Linked DNA regions of Homo sapiens: region 2 is linked to region 1. The links are chromatin contacts, found by Hi-C in ENCODE. All regions are on one chromosome and are shown on one strand. The core of a region is the stretch at or near the end of the contact, and the rest is flanking DNA. Distances in the headings are between cores, read along the strand shown. Region 1 holds the start of MRPS9-AS2 (MRPS9 antisense RNA 2). Region 2 holds the start of LIMS1 (LIM zinc finger domain containing 1).

Region 1 (3,568 bases), core at 543-3,042:
TTAAAATTTTTATTATTTTATAAAACATGGGCTACCAAGAGAAATCTATCTATTAATGTTGGAGGCAGAAGTGAAAAAATGTTAATGTTTAAGACAGATAAGCTCTGCACCACGATAAAAAAAAAAGCTTTATCAATGTCTTTAGGTATATGTATGCAATCATAAGAATCTAAAGGGGGGTCAGCTAAGTGTTTCAGTTATATCTGAGCTGTACTTAATGTGGTAAAATATATGCTGTAGTAGTATTCAGGAATCTGGGGATTCAGCCATTTCAGGACCATCCCTTAAGAGTGCTAAGGGTGGATACTATCTTGTAATTGTTTGACTTTAAATTGTTTACTTCACAGTGCCTGGCTCAGGTAAAGTGCTCAGTAAACATTTGCCATATGGGGGAAAGAGGTTGTTTCAAGAATGGTCAAGGAGATGAAAATTAAAGTAACAGGAGAAATCATTCTTCATCCATTTTACTAAACCAGTACTTAAGAACTAGACCAGATGTTTACTGAAACTTTATTAGTGCAAAGAAAGTAGAAACAAAGCAAATGTCCATCAATTGTTACATTAACTTTGATATATTCTTATCATGGAATAGTATGCAGCAGTTAAAAATGCTTTTAAAAACATAATAGGGGACCCTGAAGGATTTCTACTTTACAATATACTGCATATGTACAAGAGAAAAGCAGAAAGTAAAATGCAATCAAATATGGTACCATTTTTTGTAAAGTACACCTGTGCATGTATGTTTATGCATGATTATAAGAACATGGAAAAAACATAGAAGAATAGATACCAGGAGGGACAGAAAGTTAGCCATCCCCCAATACATACATTAAATGTCAACAATAAAAATACTCTGTATGATATAGTCCCTCTCATAATCATGCGTATGTAGCAAAGATATACTCAAAGAGATGCATGAAAAAATAAAAATTTCTAGCACATTTTCCAGTAAGAAAAAAAAAAAAAACAAATGTCCACATGAATAGATAGAATGGACTGGTTGATCTAGATTAAAATATAAAGGAAAGAACATACAAAAAGATGTTTTTTTTTTTAAATATAGTTTTTAAAGTATGGTATTTGACTTTCCTGCAATAATTGGTACTTGTTATCACTCTCCCTCCTTGAAACATTCACCTGTTTTCCATGACACCACACTGGCTGGTTTCTCTCCTGCTTCTTTGGTCCCTCATTCTCAATCTCTTGAGGCCTCTTATTTCTTATTTGTCCTTCAGGGCCCTGTCCCTCTGCCTACTCCTCAGTACACTCTCCCTAGGTAATTTAATTTGTTTACAAGGCCTCAGTTACCATTTACAAGGTAACAGGGCATTTCGAAATCAGTTCTCCTCCTGAGCTATACACTTGACTATCCGTAGACCTACTGGAAATCCCAGATGCCTAAAAACATAATCCCATACTAAACTCGTTTCTTCCCTCTCAAATCTTTTTCCTGCTCTGAGATCGCATGTCAGTAAACTGGCATCATCAGCCATCCAGCTGTTGACTCCCCACTTCTCCCTGGATTAAACGAAACGTACAAGTTCTGGCCTGCATCTTTCCATAGAGGGGGATTCGGGAAAATTAAGAAGCCAGAAATTGCGCATATTGAAGGCACTTTCAAAAAGTCACTGTCCTCTACACAACGTGACTTTCTCCATTGTCTTCCAGGCACCTGCAGGAATCCAATTCCCATCATTCTTCTCTGGCGCGGCCCTCCTCCTCCCTAGACAGCAGGGCAGGGTAGGACTGGACCCAACACAGACCTAGGCACCGACCCTTACTTAGCTCAGCAGCCAAATGAAGGAGGAGGTCGCTCCACTTCTACCTTCAGGTAAGTTCCCCTCGCTGCACCCCGCAAAAAAACAAGTAACAACCTCTAGAGCGGCTACTGCACGCCAATACCCACCTCCTCCCCCCCAACCTCAGACCTCCACTAAATACCTAAGATCCTAGAGTCCCTGCCTGAAGGCACGCGAGACGCTGGGGGAAGGTGTCCGCGCTGGCTCCACATCCTCGCGCGGCAGAGGTAAGCCGCTTCCAGTCTTCCCAGGCCTTACCTGGGATCTGACATTTGTTTGCAACTCAGGGGCCGCGGTTTTCCAGAGGCCTTGCTTCCGGGCGAGGCTACCCCTACCCCAGAGAAGAAGCCGGTACGAAACTGCTCCGCCGTAGGACACACAGGGCGCCGCCATGTTAGCTGTGGGAGCTCCAGGACCGGAGGGGTGAGGGGGCGGGGCCTAGAGACGGCGCAGGCGCTAATGGCGCGGGGTTCCAGAGGCTGTCCTGTGCAAGAGCTTCTCGGGCCTTTGGATCAGGGGGCGTGTCCCGCGATCCGCGACAGCTCGTCGCTGATTGGGTGCATGGTGTCCGCGGGGCGTATCCGACTCCACCCCTGCTCGGTGTCGACCTCAAGAAGGATCGCTGGTGGGTCGTTTTTCTCGGCCTCTTTCTCTTCACGTCCTGAACTCAGTCTCTTCGGGACTCACTTCCACGCTCTCCTAGTCTCTTTGGCACTCACATCCACGTGGCGCTTTAGCCAGCCCTTCCTTCCCAGCCCCCTTGCTGCACCTCGAGCCGGCTCTTCCTCCACCTGGGCAGGGCGGCCGGGGCCCCAGATGCGCTCCAAGCCTTGATTCCTGTCTGCCTTATCCTAGTAGGGGTTTTCCCCTCCTCTAACTTTCCACGTTCGTCTGGTTCCAAGTCAAGACTCTCCTGCAGCAACTGTCAAGCCCCTCTCGGTTCCCTGGCACTCTCCTGCGTTGTTTCTTAACTGTATAATGCACAGGATAAACCTTAAACCGGTAAGGTCAAACACTACCTTTCTCGTTTTTGCACGCCCCTCCCTAAGCGTTGGTACTAAGCCTTACTTGAAACCCAATCAGAACTGATTAATTGTTGAATAGAGATGAGTATGTCTTGCTTTCTGAAACTTGCGTGCTCCTGGCAGTTAACTCCCAGGTTGCTTTCTACGAAACACATACTAAATGATGTAGTAACGCACTTTAAAAGGGTTTACACACACTTAGATTTGAAGGGTCAGTAAAAGTAAAACACACAGAAAATCTGAGATCATACAAAGTTGTCAAGCAAATAAATGCCGTCTACTATCACCATCATTTCACGAAACAGAACTTTTTAGCATTAAAAAGGTAGAATGGCAGAATTTCACAATAAAGAAAAATCTTTTAAATGGAATACATTTACTTGTATAAAATGCTCATCCTGTTGTTCTTTTTGTTATTAGCTTTTAGACTAGCAAAAGATATCTTGAGAAATTGGCAGAGGTCGGAGGACTAAACTCTGATTTTTTTATCTTGCCCAAGATTCCTATCTACAGGATTTGGGGAGTCATGCCCTACAAATCATAAATTCTTATTAGATGGGTTTTACTTAACCCTATATATGGTGACTTACTTTCCAACCTGACTCTGGCATAACATTACAAGACAAGGAAGAAAATCAAAATATTTTACCCCAAAACATGTTTCTTTGCCATATCTTGAAATGGCCCTGCAAAGCTGTCCTTGGAGGGGTGGGATATGCATCTGTAAAGAATCTGTATTAA
Region 2 (3,568 bases), core at 397-2,896, 3.5 Mb before region 1:
AAACTATTATCTCCTTTATTACACTACATATCCGTTATTCTTAATATCTCACAAATACTTTAAATTTTATATCAACTTACTAGTCAATACTTTTTTTTAAGGAAAAAAGTCCATGATGAAGGAGTACAAATTATTGTTATCAAATCTTGAGCTTTGACTCTTTTTTGTTACTTGTGACCAAATGGCAGGCGTGCACTTCTGTAATAGAGCGATGAGCTGAATTAACTTGCTTGTGTCATGAAATACCATTTTTACGGGAAAGAACAACTGACAAACTAGGGTTATTTAAACCTGTATTGCCGGACACTTCCTTGAAACTGAACAAAGTGAGTCTGTCACTTTGAGGAAAACAATTGACAATATTTTGCTCCCAATGATAAAAAGCAAGCTTTCAACCGAAAATGAGAATTTTGGAAAACTTGTAAACACCACCTTGTATCTGACGGCTTTTAACATAAAGACTTTCCTAATGAAATCAATAGCGATGGTAACGAATGTTATTCGGCGCTATTAATGAAATGCGTCAGCTTGAGATCTGCCAAACTCAGTGAGCCAATATCTTCCAAACGACAAATATATGGTGTTACAATGGGTAACAGCTGCATTCAAACTGCAAGACAGACCAAGGAATTTTAACGTAACTGTGTGCAAAGGCCACTGACAGGAGCTTTAGCTGCATTCAAACTGCAAGACAGACCAAGGAATTTTAACGAAACTGTGTGAAAAGTCCGCTGACAGTAGCTTCAGATTCCACGTCCAAACCAGCCTTTGAGAAACTTCCACTTACGTAGTTTTGGTGTAGTAATAAAGAATACCCATAATTATCTGAAACAGCTATTAAGACAGTACTCACTTTTCCAACTACACATCTGTGTAAGATCAGATTTTCTTCATATAAAAACATACCGCAACAGACTGAACTGCAAAGGAGATGGGAGAACGTAGTTGTCTCTACTAAGTCAGACAACTCAAGAGATTCGCAAACTGTAAAGGACGCCAGTCGTCCCACGAACTCTTTTGTTTTAGCAAAACCCTATGTTGCATAAAAATGTGGTATGTACGTTAACATACCACGGATTTATTCAATGAGTTAATAGTAACTTCAGTGTCTCGGTTTTCCTTTCTAGTACAGTCTATGGAGATAGCCACCATTCCAGGTCCTCTAGTCCCAAGAGGGGTCCTGAGACCAAGACGTCTGCGACCCGCTGATCCCTACTGCTAGAAGATAAATGATTAGCTCGGCAAATACTGATTTGTCTTATGGAACTCTCGGAGCAGCGGGGCGGCGTCAGCGCCTGTGCCACCGCGGACACCCGGGAGTGAACAGCAGCCGTCTCCTCCGCGGGCCCGGACGCAGCCACGCCGCCACCCGAGCGCTGGGGGTCGGGGCTCCGGCCGACCGGGGGAGGCCGCGGGGAAAGCCCGGCCGCCCGCCCGCGCCAGGCCCGGCCCGGCCCGGCCCGAAGGCCCGCCGGGAGCTGCGGGGCGGACGTGGCGGGGGCCGCGCGGTGCGGCCCGTACCTGTGGGTCATCCCGGCCGCCACGCCCAGCATCTCTCCGCTTTCGGCCGCCGCCGTCTCTCAGCCCCTCGTCTCCCGGCGCCGCTCCAGCCGCGTCCTAGTCCCTCGCCGCCGCGGCCGGCTACTGGCGGGCCCGGAGCAGGAAGGGGAGGAAGGCCAGGGGCCGGCCGCGCGGGGGCGCGGGAGGGGGGGGAAGGCGAGGCGGGCCGCGCGGGAAGGCGGGGGAGGGGCGGGAGCGGCTGGGCAAGGAGGGGCGGGGACTGGCGGGGCGGGCGCCGAAGGGCGCGGACTGGAGAGGTAGGCGCGGGGGGGCGGGGCGTTGCGGGGCGGGGCGCGCATCAGACCCCGCCCCAACCCGTGGCTCGGGCCCGCCCCCATTTCAGCACCCCAGGCTAGTCTGGGAGGCTGGCGCAAACGCAGCGGGTGGCTGGGGTAGGGGCTCATTGGGAGCCCACGGAGCGCGGCGGCGGCTCGGGGGCCGAGTTCCCTACAACAAGGATGGCGGTGACGGGCGCAGGGAGCGGGGCCCGGCTCTCCTTGCCTCGAGGCTCCTCTGATTCCACTCGCGTGGCTGCGCGGCCCTGGCAGCGGCCTTCGTCCCGGGGGTGGGAGCTACACAGGGTTCCGCCCCGTCCTGGCGAGGACGCCTGAGGGGGCTCTGTGGTAAGGCTCTGTCGGGCAGGCCGGGCTTCCGGGAGGACCTGGTCTGGATCGGTCACCGCTGGGTGCCTGAGCTCCGCATGGAGCCTGCAGCCTTTGTTTAACTTGTGAGTTAAGAAAAGTTAACCTTTCTTGGAGAGTTTCCAGTCTTGCCTCTGCATCCTGTTCTTCCTTGCTAGCTCTCATTTTCTTCACCCATTCCGTCTATCAAAACCTGAAATTTTGGGGCCGGCGCAGTGGCTCACGCCTGTAATCCCAGCACTTTGGGAGGCTGAGGCAGGCGGATCACCTGAGGTCAGGAGTTCGAGACCAGCCTGACCAACATGGAGAAACCCCGTCTCTACTAAAAATACAAAATTAGCCGGGCGTGGTGGTGGCACATGCCTGTAATCCCAGCTACTCGAGAGGCTGAGGCAGGAGAATCGCTTGAACTTGGGAGGCGGAGCTTGTGGTGAGCTGGGAGATCGCGCCACTGCACTCCAGCCTAGGTAACAGGCTCCGTCCCAAAAAAAAAAAAAAAAAAAAGTGAAATCTCCAAAGGATTTAATAGATTTAATAGATAAGACAAGTTATTCATCCTGGGCATAAATGATCTCTCTCAGGATACCTGATTCTGTAACTATAGCTACTCTCTAGTAATAGAATGAAAACTTTGGTCTCCTGCCAGTCGAGGCATGTCGGAGGAAAACACTGGATCTATTTGATGTCCTCACATGAAAGTAAATTCCAAACAAAGCAAATAGTTAAATGTTCAAAAAACAAAAAAAAAAAAAAAAAAAAAGAGAGAGGTTATGAAAATACCAGAAGAAAACAAGGGAAAAAAACAAAAGTAAGGTTGGAGTGGTGAGAGACTTTTCAAAGAGCATATAAACCATAAAATTAAAAATTGATAAATGTAGGCCGGGCACGGTGACTCACGCGTGTAATCCCAGCACTTGGAGAGGCTGAGGTGAGTGGATCACCTGAGGTCAGGAGTTTGAGACCAGCCTGACCAACATGGTGAAACCCCGTCTCTAATAAAAATACAAAAATTTCACCGGTTGTGGTGGCGGGGTTCCTGTAATCCCAGCTACTTGGGAGGCTGAGGCAGGAGAATTACTTGAACCTGGGAGACAGAGGTTGCAGTGAGCCGAGATCGCGCCATTGCAGTCCAGCCTGGGCGACAGAGCAAGACTCTGTCTCTAAATAAATAAATAAAAATTGATAAATGTAACTACATAGAAATCTAAATTTTCTGCATAGCAAATAAATATAACAAACCCCAACCAAGAAAAATATTTGTAAAATGTATGACAAAAAGTTCTAAATTATTAAAAAAGTTCTAATTATTAAAAAAATCAGTACAAAAATGTTCAACTCAGAGAAAAACAGGTTTCTACAGAAAAATA

The links. Hi-C counts contacts between places; a loop is a spot of excess contacts on that map. Pooled maps may share reads with other maps.
Region 2: a loop to region 1 is called in a map of ascending aorta, with 19 times the contacts of the local background. The contact joins the promoter of LIMS1 here to the promoter of MRPS9-AS2 in region 1. A Hi-C loop is called at or near these places in 1 of 168 maps with a recorded cell type or tissue (ascending aorta), 1 of 37 single-sample maps with no recorded cell type and 10 of 50 pooled maps.

The regions. Positions count from the first base shown.
Region 1 is chr2:105,036,720-105,040,287 of GRCh38, reverse strand. MRPS9-AS2 (MRPS9 antisense RNA 2) reads left to right here and starts at 1,792. Exons shown (of 3, transcript NR_110603.1): 1 at 1,792-1,834. It overlaps MRPS9 (mitochondrial ribosomal protein S9), which reads right to left and starts at 2,219. Exons shown (of 11, transcript NM_182640.3): 1 at 2,061-2,219. The coding sequence starts at 2,195. RefSeq lists enhancers at 1,237-2,179, 1,933-2,262, 2,433-2,482, 2,533-2,582, 2,603-2,812.
Region 2 is chr2:108,532,548-108,536,115 of GRCh38, reverse strand. It overlaps LIMS1 (LIM zinc finger domain containing 1), which reads right to left and starts at 1,646. Exons shown (of 10, transcript NM_001193483.3): 1 at 1,522-1,646. The coding sequence starts at 1,553. GCC2-AS1 (GCC2 antisense RNA 1) reads left to right here and starts at 1,897. Exons shown (of 3, transcript NR_135290.1): 1 at 1,897-2,287. RefSeq lists silencers at 1,401-2,000, 2,489-2,783.